Regions from separate parts of the Mus musculus genome. Here region 2 is linked to region 1. Evidence: chromatin contacts called from ENCODE Hi-C or POLR2A ChIA-PET data. All regions are on one chromosome and are shown on one strand. The core of a region is the stretch at or near the end of the contact, and the rest is flanking DNA. Distances in the headings are between cores, read along the strand shown.

What was found. A loop is a pair of places that touch in the nucleus more often than their neighbours do. ChIA-PET counts read pairs that join two places held with the same protein, here RNA polymerase II (POLR2A).
Region 2: POLR2A ChIA-PET joins it to region 1 with 28 read pairs in embryonic stem cell. The contact joins the promoter of Gcsh here to the promoter of Atmin in region 1. A Hi-C loop is called at or near these places in 4 of 37 maps with a recorded cell type or tissue (heart and mouse trophoblast stem cell). POLR2A ChIA-PET finds 5 or more read pairs at or near these places in 4 of 5 experiments (Patski and embryonic stem cell).

Annotation. Positions count from the first base shown.
Region 1 is chr8:116,938,644-116,945,938 of GRCm38, reverse strand. Atmin (ATM interactor) reads right to left here and starts at 2,546. Exons shown (of 4, transcript NM_177700.4): 1 at 2,189-2,546. The coding sequence starts at 2,512. Cenpn (centromere protein N) reads right to left here. Exons shown (of 12, transcript NM_028131.3): 11 at 5,369-5,495; 12 at 4,436-5,104. The coding sequence ends at 5,022. It also overlaps a transcript of Cmc2 not described here.
Region 2 is chr8:116,990,862-116,998,156 of GRCm38, reverse strand. Gcsh (glycine cleavage system protein H (aminomethyl carrier)) reads left to right here and starts at 4,659. Exons shown (of 5, transcript NM_026572.4): 1 at 4,659-4,869. The coding sequence starts at 4,731. Pkd1l2 (polycystic kidney disease 1 like 2) reads left to right here. Exons shown (of 43, transcript NM_029686.4): 41 at 1-81; 42 at 490-621; 43 at 2,317-2,478. The coding sequence ends at 2,478.

The DNA.
Region 1 (7,295 bases), core at 1,297-3,796:
TGCATTAGAAAAAAATAACAGACTCCCTTTCCATCAGACAACAGATGCTTAGGAGCTGTGGGGCCCTGAGGTTACCAAGGCAGAGGCTACAAGGAAGTGAGCTGCCGGACAGGGAAACAACAGCCATAGGAAACCCTGAGGCAGTTTAAATACTGCTAAACAAAGCTTCCAGAGACCAAGCAGGAATCTTCTCCCAACAGCCCGTCTTTCTGTTGTCCAATATCTGGGTTCAGGAGTGGGCCAGGCCGTTCACTGCTGTCTCTAGATAAGAGAATCTGAAAAGCGGATGAAGAGTCTGGGAAGAATGACACACAGGCCCTAGGCCAGAGAGGACTCTGGTACTCCGACATACTCAAATCTGAATAAACATCTGACTGCTGATGTCCACACTTGCTGGAGCAGGTCATGGTGGCACACACTGTAGTCCCAGCGCTTGGGGGTAGGCAGGAACACTCCCAGTAAGTTTAGGCTACTCTGGTCTACAGAGTGAACTCAGGCTAGACAGGGTTCCATAGCAAGACCCCGCCTAAGAACTGAACTGAACCAAACCAAACCTGTACTGGCTCAGACATGTTCTTCCTGTCACGTGTCATACCTGCCCTCCTGTGTATTTCTGAGCTGTGAGCACCAATCTAATGTACATTATCACACCACTTCACCACAGCCAGTGGCATCTCTGTGCTTCCAAGGCAGAACCAAGTTGTAGGGGTACAGTGCTCCCCCAATAGCAGGTCCAGATTAAAGAACAAACACTTCGCTAAGAAATGCTGGCTAGAATCACTGTGGCCAACACCAAGGATGCCCTTGGTCAGAGCAGCAGCTTTGTTTTGTGATCAGAAATCACCCGGGGCTGGAGCTGAAGCTGGAGCCCAGAAGAGTGCTTGCCTAGAAAACCTGGGTTTGGTCCCAAGCACTGAATAAAAATGGGCATGATGATGCATGCCGGCAGCCTCAGCATTTAGGAGACTTCAGGAGCATTTAGGGCAGGAGGATCAAGAGTTCAAGGTTATCCTCAGCTACATGGTGAGTTTGAGGATAGTTTGGGCTATACAAGGACATGAACTATCCTATCAGCAAGGGGGACAACACTGAAGGCTGGTGACCGTTGTTGAATGCAAGTTGTAAGGAGCTGAGGGATTAGGCCATGGAATTATTACAGGCACACTCACTCTCCACCCCCCTAAATCATGGTGAGAGAAAGAGAGAATTTAACATTTAGGATGAAAGAGGAAGCTTCAGGTTGGAGCCTGTAGTGAGTTGTGTTCTGGAACGAGGCTCAAACCTTTACACAGAACTTCCTCAGCTTGCCCCTGCTGACATTTCCTGACTGACCTTTCCCTGACATCACTGTTGCCTTTTGTTGGCCTTACTACACTTATTGGCCTTACTACAGAGTAAAACCTAAAAGTTACAGTTGGGGAGTTCTCAGGGGTGGGGGTGGGGGATGCCCACGGTGAATTCACCTGCAGGTCAGAGAGATCCTGCAACCCTCCAAGTAATGACTCAAATCTGACCAGGGGAAAGGCGCACAAAACTGCTTTCAGTGACTTGCGTTTTCCAGTTGGAGCACTGGGGGCACTGAGATCTGACGGTGAAAGGAAGCTTTCTACTGTAAAAGCTGAGCAGCTGTGACTTAACAGGTCTGGCATGGGGGCCCTAACATCTGATTTCCTCCCCCAAGCTTCCAGAGTATACCATGGGTTTGAAAGCCACCGTCCCCATTTATGTAACACGGAGAGGTCTTGGTCAGACATCCGTCATACCAGCTACCGGTGAACCTCCTCCTTACAGATCCACGGGAGAAACCTCCCTCCCCTCTCCTTCCTGCGCAGAGTTGATCTCAGCAGCCTCGTGAAACTTGCAGCTCAAGTGCCCAGAGTCCAACCCAACCCGCAGCCGCTTTTGAGTGACCAGGTAGGACCCACCGGCAGTTTCGTGGGAGGGGCGGAAAGCCTGCGGGGTTGCATCTGGGTGCCTTGGCGACATCACCTGTCGCTCATCCTTGGAACCTGAGTAAACAGGCAGGCTCCCCGAGGTGTTGTGGGCACGCCACCGAGAAGCTGCTTGCCCGGTGCGTTGTGCGCGCTCCCCCGCGCTCTCGCCGTGCTCGGTCGGTCGGGCGCAGGTGGCAGGGCACGGCGCAAACCCCGCACACCCCGCGCCCGCGTCCCCGCCGCGGCCCGCTCACCTGCAGTCGGTGGCTCTTGACGAGGTGCATGTTGAGCGCAGGGCTGTTGGGCAGGATCTTGCCGCAGCCGCGCACGGTGCACAGAATATTGGTGCGCACAGCCCGGGACAGCTCGCTCACAGTCGGCTGGATCAGCTCCCGGGCCGGTGGCACCGGGGCCGCGGCCCGAGCCCTGGCCGGTCTCGGCCGGCTGCCTTGCAGTCGCGACTCGGGCGGCCTCCACGGGCTAGAGGCGGCGGCGGCTCCCCGCGTGCTCGCCGGCGTGGCCGGGACACCCGGGGCCGGACCCGCAGAATCGGCCGCCGCCGCCTCCGTGGCCGCCATGGCTCCCGCACGGCCGCCAGGCCCCTCTCGCAGTGCCCGCCCCCGCCGCAGCCACTTCCGGCAGGGGGCGGGGCCTCCGGGCTCATTAGCATCCGGCCGGTCGGTGGCCGCAGCGCCGCCCGCCGGCCGCGGCGAGCGCGTGTTGGAGGTTGAAGTCCCATGTGCTGGGAGAACAGGTGAATTGGATAGGTTCCATGAACCCACACTTTCTACTTCCTAGGGACCTGAGCTCAGGCAACAGCTGGATAGAAGAGAAAGAGATGCTTTCAGGTTTAACCTTTTTTTTTTGACCGTTGATTTATTGTTATTAGGAATAAATTTTATATTGTAGACTATTTGATTAGCATGCTTAAGGCCCTGGATTTGATCGGTAGCACACTAAAAACAAAACAAAACAAACTTATCTTATTCTTTGAGGCCCCGCCTGGCCTCAGAATCCCCATATAATCAAGGAGTCCTTGAACTCCTTATTCTCTTACCACTACCTCCATACTCCTGGGGTTTTACTAAGCCTAGTGGTAGCGTTAAAGATTGAACCCAGTGCCTTAGACGTGTACTCTGCCAGCTGAGCTACAGCCCAGCCCCCACAGACTAATTCTCTCTTATCTCTGAAGAGGGAAGAGTCTGAGGTGGATCTAGTCGGCTGAAAGCAAGGTGTCAGCTGGGCTTGTTCTTCCAAGGATCTTGCCTTTTTCAGCGTCTAGAGGTCACCTGCATTTCTTTGCCAATGGGCCTTCCTTTACACCAAAATCAGGAATGGGAAGTTGAGTCTGTCACATTTCATAACCGACATCTATCGTCATCATGCCACCTACTACATTGGACCTGGGTATCACAGGGCCAATGGGCTCAACTGCAGAGTCCCTTTGCCTTGGGGACATACTCAGACTCCAGGAATTCTGAAGCAGGCATTTTTGAGAATTGTTCAGCATGACGCTAGGCTTTCTTGTTCAGATTCCAGGTCCAGATTCCTGCCAACTGTACCAGGGAGAGTTACGAAGTAGAATAAATACCCCAGCAAGTGCAAGGGCTTCGGCAGTTCCCATTCAGCCACTCATGAACCTTGTGGGCAGAATGACTTCTTTGTATGTGACTGACTGGTCGGGAGAGTGGTCAAAGGGAGCTAGTGGGGCTAGGGGGATGGCTCTGTGGTTAAGAGCACTTAATGTTCTTACACAAGACAGGTTTGATTCCAAGCACCCAAATGGTGGTTTACAACCATCCATAACTCCAGTTCCCAGGCACGAATGTGGTATACATACACAGATGCAAACAAAGCACTCATACAAATAAAATCAAACCATCCCCCCTCCCCCTTAAAAAGGTATGTATGGAGGAAATGTCTTTAAGCCTTAGTTAGGGTTTCTATTGTGATAAAACACCGTGACCAAAAAGCAAGTTGGGGGAGGAAAGGGTTTATTTGGCTTAGACTTCCAGATTGTAGCCCATCACTGGAGGAAGTCAGGACAGGAACTCAAACAGGGTAGGGATCCGGAGACAGGAACTGATGCAGAGGCCATGGAGGGGCGCTGCTTACTGGCTTGCTCAGCCTGCTTTCTTATAGAACCCAGGATCACCAGCCCAGGGATGGGACCATCTCTCTCATCAATCACTAATTAAGAAAATACCCTTCAGCCTGAAAATACCCTTGCCTGCAGCCTGATATTAGGAAGGCATTTCCTGAAACTGAGATTCCCTCCTCTCAGACAACTCTAGCTTGTATCAAGTTGACGTGAGAACTTGTCAGCACAAAGCCCAAATACTCAGATCACTGAGGGACGAGGGAAGCGCCTGACATGTCTGACCAAGCTAAAACTTAAAATGGTTCCATATCGGATGACCCACAGCCTGTACACATTACTGTATAAGTATTACTTAGTCCTTTCACGACTATTTGTATATTCATCCAAAGGAACTGATAATGCGTTTGTCAGTATCTTTATTCACAGATCAGTGATGCTCAGTTTCAGTGTGCCATGGATAAAAGATCACGAGAAGCATATGTATATTAGGAATATGTATAATAGAGAAGTTGTTTTACACAAAGAGGCCGTTAGATATGCAGCCTTGCGTAGTAGCCTCCAGCTTCCCTCTGACTCTCCTAGTTTGGGGTTGGGTAGCTTCTTGGTTCTTCTGTGATCAAGGGTGTGTAACAGAGATCCCACAGGGACGGACTTCTGAGGAGAAGCAGCAGCGGGAGGAAGGACAGGAGGTGCCTACAGAGTCAACCCATGCTCCACTTCTGTGCGTGCCAGGGTTGAGGCCAACCTGCAGCCTCCTGCGTGTGCGTGCACATATTTATCACTTGTCAAATGCCCACAGCTGCTGCACTTAATAGACGGGAAGAGAGAGGGCATGCACGGATGAAGGACAGATGCAGTCCCAATCGTTCATTAAAAACACCGAATGTCCGACGCCAAGGATTGGCTTCTAAGACACAAGACTGTACACAGAAGCTGGTCGGTTATAACTGGACCTGCATGTGCAGCGGAAGCCAAGCCATATGTATTCATTTATCTCTAATTTTAAAATAATTCATTTTCTTGCTCGGTATGCAGGTGAGCAGGGGAGAAAGTGGTGCATCTGCAATTCCTGAAAACAAGAAAACGAAACATAAGAATGACCACGGGGACACTCAGTCTAAACACGGCTACGGTCAGAAAGAGTTATGGGCACCTTCTCCTACCCCCTAATAGGCACAGACACGAAAAGGGGAAAAGGGCTGGAGGGGAAGCAGACTGGAGAGGAGGGAGGGCTCAGAGGGAACCGGCTTACAGGGAACCAGATGGCCATCTCCCGAGAAGCAACAGCCACTGGTGATATCTGGCTGGCCCGTGACATAAACTGACCACTTACCGGCTGGAGCTAAGGATTTCAAGGCTTCCAAAAGATGTGGACTGGAGAACTTTACAAGGCACCGGAAGGGCTCTTTCCTGTCGGCCAAGAGGCCCCCACCTATGTTACTCTTGAACTTGGTTTCCAGCTGTCAAAAATATATGTATTTGTAAATGATGGTTAAGTTCTGGGATCAGCTGGGATGGTGAGAGATAATGAACCAATTATGTATTTCATTAATTCCTACACACGGATTAATACACACAAAGCCCATTTAACTTAACTGCACAGGCAGAAAGCATCTGTTATAGGAAGGATGTCCAGCAGAAAGTGCCAGCGCTGTATCTGGCTCATAGCAGAGGCTGGCTGTCAGAGCAGCCCTCAGCACAGTACTCACCTACTGTGGGAACTAAAAAGGGGTTGAGGGAAAGAGGGGGGGAGGGAGGATAGCCCATGTCAGGCCAGAGTTCCACCTATGCTCTTTCCACTCAACCCTGGCTGGGCATCTAAGCCACTGACTCCATTTGATGGGGGTGTGAGTGGGGTGTGGGTGTGGTGGACAAGGGGCAGCCCCCGACTGGGGGCCCGGGGCTACACCCTGTAGCCCCGGGAATATGGGAGAGAGGGCTGAGGGAGAGAGGTTCCCACACAGGCGAGAGTCTGCACAGAGGGCCTTGATGAGCAGAGACGGTCTATGGTTTTAGAGCTTTATTATAGAAAGGAAGGGGGAAAGAGAGAAGGTAGAAAAGAGAGAGAGACAGAGAGACAGAGAGAGACAGGCTATGGCTAAGAGGAGAGAAGGGAGGAAAAGGAGAGAGAAGAAAGGCTAGAGAATAAGAGGGAGGGAGAGGGAGAGAGAGGAGAGAAGACAAAGAGAGAGGAGTGAGAGCGCAAGGAGGGGCCAAACAGCCCCCTTTAAAGTATGTTGCTACCTTTTCTGCTGCTAGGAAACTGGGGAGGAGTCTAGCCTAAAGATTAGAAGCTTGGAACATGGCCTATGTGACTGCTAGCCACACACTTCTCCTGTGGGGGGTGGGGGGGGGGTAACTTCGACAGGAGCCAGAGTCCCAGACATAAGAGAACTCCTTCGGTCCCAAGTAGGTAAATTAACACCACCAGGTCCCAGGGTTCAGACCTCAGCTCGACTGGAAACCAGCCTGTCTGTGTATAGTCCAATGCCCCACAATCTACAGGGGAAGCTCTGTCCACACTTCCCTCAGCATAGCACCCCAGCTGTGGGAGAAGCCAAAGTCTGTGCTGCCCACAGGCGCCTGACCGTTACATTCTGCATTCAAATAAAGGCACTAAATCTCAGGGCTGGAGAAAGGGCTCAGTGGTTAAGAGCACTTGCTGTTCTTGTCGAGGACCTAAGTTAGGTTCCTAGGACCCGTAAGGTGGCTTTCAACCATCTGTCCCTAACTCCAGTTACAGGGGATTCTACACTGACTTCTGGACTCTGCACTGGACACACATACACATCCAGGCAAAACACTTATACACAGAAAAAAAAAAAACTTAGGTTTTTATTAAGGAAGACTCAGACATTCCTAGATGTAGTTGCACATCCTTATAGTCCTAGCTCCCAGGAGGATGAGTCAAGGAGGGCTCCACGTTTGAGGGAGGCAGACACTATCTCAACAGCCAAATGCACCCCAGAGCCTCCCAACCCAACCACACACATCACCCAGAAGGCTGTGAGTCCCACGTGCGTATCGTCCAGGTGAACCTGTTACCTCCCCAACTTAAGTGATTCTTAAAACCTGAGGCCCTGTGCTGAAACATCTGCAGGATGCTTAATGTTTGCAATAAATTCAACCTGTAGCCACCGGTGAGTTAAAGTGGACAAATCGCTCAGTGGTCCTCTAAGTCGTTTTCTGAGGTTGGAGAACATCAGGTGAGAGGAAATGACTGCGCGCCTAGACTAACAGAACTTAACCACTCTAAGATG
Region 2 (7,295 bases), core at 3,410-5,909, 50 kb before region 1:
AAACTCCGTTCCTATAAAACCCTCTTTGATGCAGCAGAAACAATGGTCAGCCTTCAGCTGGGGATCTTCAACTATGAAGAGGTAAGGGGGGTTGTGGCCACTACAATCTGTGTCAAATCTGCATGAAACTTTGAAAAATCAGTGCCTGCTCACCTTCCCCTATGACAGCTTGAATGCAGTGCCTGGCAAGCATGGGGCTACTACCCTTAGACAGCCTACTCTGGGGGCTCCTGCTTACAGAAGAACTATCAGAGCCACTGGAGGGCCATGCTGAGCTGTAGACATGCCCAGTCCTGGCTAGATATGGTGCCTGCTTTTAGAGGAAGCAGGGTTGGGCCGGGATGCAGCCCATACCCTTCTGGGGCAGCTCTGGGGAGCTCAGGCCATGCTTCCCACTCCAGACAGAGGACACTGTCCCCACTCTGCTCAGCTCAGACACCCTGACTTGCTGCTGAGGGAATGGGGAATGACTGGCTTTTGTCCCTGCAGGTCCTGGACTACAGCCCAATTCTTGGCTCCCTCCTCATTGGGTCCTGCATAGTTTTTATGACATTTGTGGTACTGAATCTGTTTATCTCTGTCATTCTGGTGGCCTTCAGCGAGGAGCAAAAGTCTGACCAGGTGAACTCCTTTGACCTAGTCTTCACATAAATGAGATTGTGTGTGTGTGTGTGTGTGTTTGCACCTGCATGCATTTTTTCCATCTGGCTGCTTTCTCTTAGGACAACCAATTTTTTAACTTGCTATTTTTTTAAATAAAAAAAAAATTCCTGTGTATGTGTGTGTGTACCTATGTGTTTATATGTGCACCACCTGCATGCAGTTCCTGTGAAGGCCAGAAAGTTCTGTAGAATTTCCAGGAACTGGAGTTACAGATGGTTGTGATCTGTCCAGTGTGGGTACTAGGAATCGAACCTCGGTCCTCAGCAAGAGGAGCAAGTACTCTTAGCTGCTGAGCCGTCTCTCCAGCCTGAGGATGGTATTTTTGAGGCTTATCCATGCTGTAGTATCTGCCATTGGTAACTCATCCTCTGTAAATCAGGTTGGTCTTTACCACACAGGTTAAACAGCCTCTGCCTCCTTAGTGATGGAAACAAAGGCATTCGCCGCACACCCGGTCCACAGAATCTTTTGTAATTGAGTATTGCCCATATTTTCATAGTCTGAGGACCTTTTTGGAGGGAGAGTTATGATTATTATGGATTGAGTTATTGTCCTCTAACCAAGCAGGTCAGAGTTCTAACTAAGCTCTATTATTTCCATAACGGACCACATTGGAGATCAGGGTCATTGTTGACAGGATTGGTTAAGAGGTGTTATGCAGGAGCAGTGTGACTCCCTAATCCAATAGTCTGGCTTTCTTGAGAATAGACGTACAGTTCTGCTGTTTGTTTTAGACAAGATCTCATGAGTATCATCAGGCTGGCCTTGAACTCCTTATCCTTCTGTCTCTGCCTCCCAAGTACTGGGATTACAGGCCTGTGGCCCCATGTCTGTGTGGCCCTGTGTACAGCCTTAAGTCTAAGCTGCTGGTCTTATTTCCTACAATGTATTTTTGCTTTGCTTTGTTTATCAATGAGACAGGATCTTGAAATACAGCTCAGGCTGGATTTGAACTTAACATTCTCCTGTCTTCACCTCTAAGGGCTGGGATTACAGGTTTGCAGAGCCATACCTTTTTCTTTTAAAGTTCTATCTATCTATCTATCTATCTATCTATCTATCTATCTATCTATCTATCTAAATCAATCATTTATGGTTAAGTATGTGAAAGGCATACTGAGAAACACCTGTTTAGTTTCTTATTCCCCAGGAATCCCAGTCCCTCCCATGCTGGGCTGGACTGAGGGATGAGTGGGGCAAGCAGAAGGGTAATAGTGACAGGGGAAGAGAACATAGCAAGGTTGAGTGAGGTGGGTGACAGTCACCTCTGAAAGATGTCTGGTGCTTAAGTTCAGATGCAGTAACCAGCTGAGGCTTTCTTTGTCCAGTTTGGGATATCAAGTCCAGGACAGCTCAGACATGCTCAGCAGAGGAAGAGGGCCCACTGCAGATAGCAGGAAGCATAGGCCTGCCCTTCCCCAGTGGAGCTAGAGCCCCAGTAGAAGGACATCCCAAGCCTAGTGACTTTAGGCAGGCGGGGGGTGGGGGGGTGGGGGGAGGCTATTTTTGTTTGCTTTGTGGTGCTGAGGACAAAACCCAGAGCCTGGAGCATCCTAGAGGTGTGCTCTATCGCCAAGCCCTAGCCTCATCTCCTGGACCAAACAATATCTTAGGATGGTTCCGGATATATCACCTAGTCCTTTCTTCTTGCAGCTGTGGGAGGAAGGAGAGATTGCGGACTTGCTCCTGGTGAAAATCCTCAGCTTTCTGGGCATCAGATGTAAAAGGGAGGAGACTTGGAGCAGCAGTGAGCAGCCAGAGTTGCCCCCCCAGGCTCTGGCTCCTCAGCCAGCACAAGCTTTGTCCCGGGTTTAAACTGTTTATCCACAGGTGGGGGATGGGGAAGGCCAGAGCTTCTGGCCCCGCACTTGCTGGTCACTCTGGCGTCCCACTGGAGTACTGGCTTTGCTGTCTATAGAGGAATTCTGCAACCCAACTGGTAAAATAGTCACAATAGATACATATCTAATAGTGTACAAGCTTGTTGGTTCTGATGTATTTTCTCCTTGAAATAAAATGGAAAAGAACATTCTCTACGGAACAATTAATTCATTGCTTTGGTTATTGGCGGTTGTCTTTGAGTGGTTCTCAAGACTTCTAAATGCTAATAGGTATCCTGCTAACTTGCTGGGACCAAGAATGACAAACTGATAGGTTTAAAGAACAGAAGAGCATTAGTGGTTGGTGGCACACACCTTTAATCCCAGCACTCAGGAGGCAGAGGCATCGGATTGTTTCGGTAAATATTAATTGGGGGTTTCTACCCCACCATAGATCCGCTAGTTCCCAAATAAAAGACATAAAACCTTTATATTTATAATAAGCCTTAAAGCACTAGAACTGGGCAGATATCAACCCTCTATGTTTTTTTTTTGTTTGTTTGTTTTTGGTTTTTGGTTTTTCGAGACAGGGTTTCTCTGTATAGTCCTGGCTGTCCTGGAACTCACTTTGTAGACCAGGCTGGCCTTGAACTCAGAAATTCACCTGCCTCTGCCTCCCAAGTGCTGGGATTAAAGGTGTGCGCCACCACGCCCCGGCTGTCTCTCTGTCTCTCTTTTTTTAATATATATAAATGTTTAATCTATCTATCTATCCATCCATCCATCATCTATCTATCTATCTATCTATCTATCTATCTATCTATCTATCTTTGGTTTTCGGAGACAGAGTTCCTCTGGTTGTCTGGTATAGCCCTGGCTGTTCTGGAACTCACTATAGACCAGGCTGACATTGAATTCAGAGATCTGTCCCTGAGTGCTAGGATTAAAGCTGCATGCAGCTACCAGGCTGGAATCTCTTCTTGAGGGTTGGGTTGCTTTGTTTGTTTGCTGGCTCTGTAGAGTCTTCCCTATAGGGCTGGTCAGTTTAAAGAAAAGACAGGATCACTGGCTGGCCTACAAGTGTAAGCCGGTCCTGATGTGGCCTTGAACTACTTGAGCCAGTCCCTGAGCAGGAGGCTGGCTGGGCTGGCAGGAGAAGAAACAGCCCATTTTAAAAGGTACCACCCGTTTTTAAGGTACCGGGCTTTTGTCTCAGCTCAGGGGGGTGTAGATGAAGCTGGCCATCATGGAAGCTCACCACCTTTGTCATCTACCAGAGTTTTTATCTAACTGCTACTTCCTTGCCACCAGCAGCCCTAGTTTGGCTTGAATGTCTGGTACAGCTTCTAGTATATATTGTTCCGCCCTTCCCCTCATCCACTGTACAGACTCTGGGTTCCCTGCCCCCAGTACATCCTACGCTTTTCTCTTGGCTAAGGGACACTGAGCCTTTTCAGGGAGCCTTCTCTCCCTCTCCAAGGACATCTGCAGCCACCTCAGGGTAAATCCTGTTTTGTCTTGGTGGTGCCAACCCATTTCCCTTGACAGTGAACATAAGGAATGGAGGTCCCTGACTTGATAACTCCGAGGATGGACAACTCCTTACTCGGAAATCCGCCTGCCTCTGCCTCCCGAGTGCTGGGATTAAAGGCGTGCGCCACCACGCCCGGCTCCCTTTTCTCTTTCTGTCCTTTTTCTTTCCTCCCTCCCTCCCTCTTTCTTTCTTTGAAACAGGGTTTGATGCCTAGAACGGTCTTAAATGAATCCCATGGGGGTGACCTTGTGCAGTTAGGCGTAACTGTGTGCTTTAAGGGCCTGGCGGCACCTCATCTTCCGTAGGACTTTTTGGCTTAGTGGCATGAGACTGCGTTAGCCCAGCAAAACCATCCTTGCTGGAATCTTTCTCTGGCCCCTGCAGCGATGCAGTTCAGGGCAACTCCTAGATTGCGGACTTGGAGCTTCTATTCGCAAGATTCTACTCTCCGCCCTCCAGTGAGGCCCCGCCTCCTCCCTGCCCAGCCAATCTGCGCCTCTCACACAGCCCCATCCGGGCCTCAGCGCCTCCACATGCACACGCCCCTCGCGCGGGTTGTCCTATCCGAAGTGGAACCTTCAAGATGTCCAATCAGAGCGCGCCTCTCCCGGGCTCCGCCCCCGGGCCTGGGTGCTCCGCTTACTCTGGACCCACCCCGTCCCCACCGGCCCGGTGGCGGAGGCGAAGCGCAGTTACCCTCCGGACCTCTGACCATGTCGCTGCAAGTGTCGAGGAGCTTGCGGGTTGTGGCCTACAGCCTGCGCACCGCCCTGACCTTCTGCTCGCCGCGGCCCTGTGTACCGAGCGCCGCCGCCGTCCGCTCACTGCGCACCGGATCTGCTTTGCTGTCGGGTAAGTGCAGGGCACGTGGTCACCGCTCCTGCCCGCCCTACTCCCAAGCCTCCTGGCCGGACCGACCTATAGCCCTACCCACGCTTCTCGCTCTTGGGATCCTGGTTCTGCGGCCTTTCTCCCTAAGTAGGCGGGAGAGTACAGGAGCAAACTTTGAACCCGGGGTAGAAAGGTGGAGCTGGGAGGGAAGGACGGCTGGACCCGCAGGTAAACCGGCCACTCGTGCCGGGCTGAGCTTGCTTTTAGGTGCACCGAGATCCTAAATGTGGGGAGCACTTAGGTTTGCTGTGGAACCTAACAGCAGTTTGTTTACGAGGAACTGCGAAGTGAAGTTAAGCAGAAACACATACTAAAATTTAGCAGAATGCATATACAGATGAATGAAAAGTCAGAGTAACAGAAATAAGCTTTTTACTCTCTCCCCCGCCCCCCGCAAAATCAAGCGTAGTGAGGAAGCTTTAGCTGTGAACTACAGACAGCAGGAAAAGTTCTAACGTCTGAGTCATTGATGTGTACTGGGGTTCAAACGAGCCTGGTTTGACGGACTGGAAATAGCTGGGAGACCTGCCCATTGTACGCGTTTGCACAGTTAGCTGGGAAACAGTTTTATGTGCAAGTAGTGGAGACCTTACTCAGGCAGCACAAATCGGAACGGCTGCTCTCAGCGAGTGCCGTGGGTCAGAAATCTGTGGAACTCAAAATGTTGATCACGTTATTCCTCGGTGTGGAGTGCCACGTTTCTTCCTTTCTTGCTAAAATTTCTCCAGTTTTTCACACACCAGACCGTTATTGACTGGAGTACAAGGGTAAAGAAATGCTCAAATAAGCAGTCCGTTTCAAACCAGGCATGGTGGGTGGCTTCCACCGGTAACCGTGTCAGCACTGCTGAGGTGGAGGATCGCTGTGAGGCCGAGGGCAGCTGGAGCTACATACTGAGTTCCAGGTATTTGGTTAAATATTGCCTAATGTGTCAATTCCCACGGTCTGCTTAACTACTCAGGTTCTTTTCATTTTTACCCTCTTTGAACTGGCAGAATTGTGCACACTTATTATGCAGGGTGCAGAGCCTTGTGCTTGTTGAAACACAGACATTATTCAATTCTGGTTTTTCCTCTTAGAGCTGTGTGGTCTCGGGCACAGTCTCTCAACTTCTCAGAACCCCAGTGCCCTGCATTAGAACAGTGGAGGCGAGGCAATAGCTACCTCAGAGTTACTGGGAAGTCGTCCTGTCACCTGCAGCTTGACATATTAGCAGTGAATAGTTTTATTAACTATTAGTGTGTAGTGCCAGATAGCACCACTGACCCATATTAAGCAAGCTATTGTGTTTGAGAATGCAGTATCTTCAGTTTCAGCTCAGATTTTCTGAGGCCCCAAACCATGGTGGGGTTTTGTTTCTGTTTTCTCAAGGCTGGGTTTCTCTGTGTAATCTTCCCTATTCTAGAACTCTCTCTCTCTGTAGATCAGGCTGGCCTAGAACTCACAGAAGTCTACCTGCCTCTTCCTCTCTGAGTGCTGGGATTTAGGTGTGCCGCCCCCCCCCCCCCCCCCAGTCTGTTTCTGCTCTGAGGTCTGCTCTCACTGCGAAGCTGGAGAGACCCCTGTGTAGCTGAGGATGACAACTTCAGATCCTTCCACAGTGCTGCGACTGGACTGCCGAGCACCACCAAACCCAGCTGTGCAATGGTAGAGACTGAACTCAGAGCTACCACAGTGATAGGCAAGCACCCATCCCCCAAAGCCACATCCCCAGGTCTCAAACTGTGTTTTTCGAGGATTAGGAAGAAAGTAATTATTTACCTAATCTGCTTTCTTCAGTGAGGTCAAGGGTTAACGGAGAATTGTAATCTGTGCCTAAGCCTAGGTAGCATTCCTGGGCTAAAAGGACAATATGGACTTTAAGGGCAAGTGGACCTGGGTGTGCTGAGCTCAGAATGCTGCTGGCTCAAACTGAAGCTGCAAAGTTGAGGCAGAGCAGCGACACTGTCAGCGGTGTGGCCGAGGATAGCGCAAAGGGTCAGAGATCTGTGACTGTCCGCCCCTGGTCAGATGCTGTGTTGAGGTGATGATTGTTGGTCATAAGGTAATCAGGGGGTTCTAGACTTGTAAGAGAATGGCAGTTGAGAGCCACAGCCACATAGCTGTGCATCATCTTTGACCCAAATCCCTTTTCCTTTATTTTTTTTAGCAGGGTTGGGAATTGAAGCCAAGGCTTTGGCCCTTTCTTCAAGGACAGGCTTAAAGAATTGCAGAATTTTAAGAACTTGGCCAAGTTATAATTGTTTATAGGAAGCCTGTTTCAGTCCATAGAACTAAGTTGCAGTTACCTTAGAGAACTCTACCTAAAGACTCACATTACCCTTTTTTAGGTTAAATCTTTTGGTTTTCATATCTTTGTTGTTGTTGTTTTGTTTCTTGAGACAGGG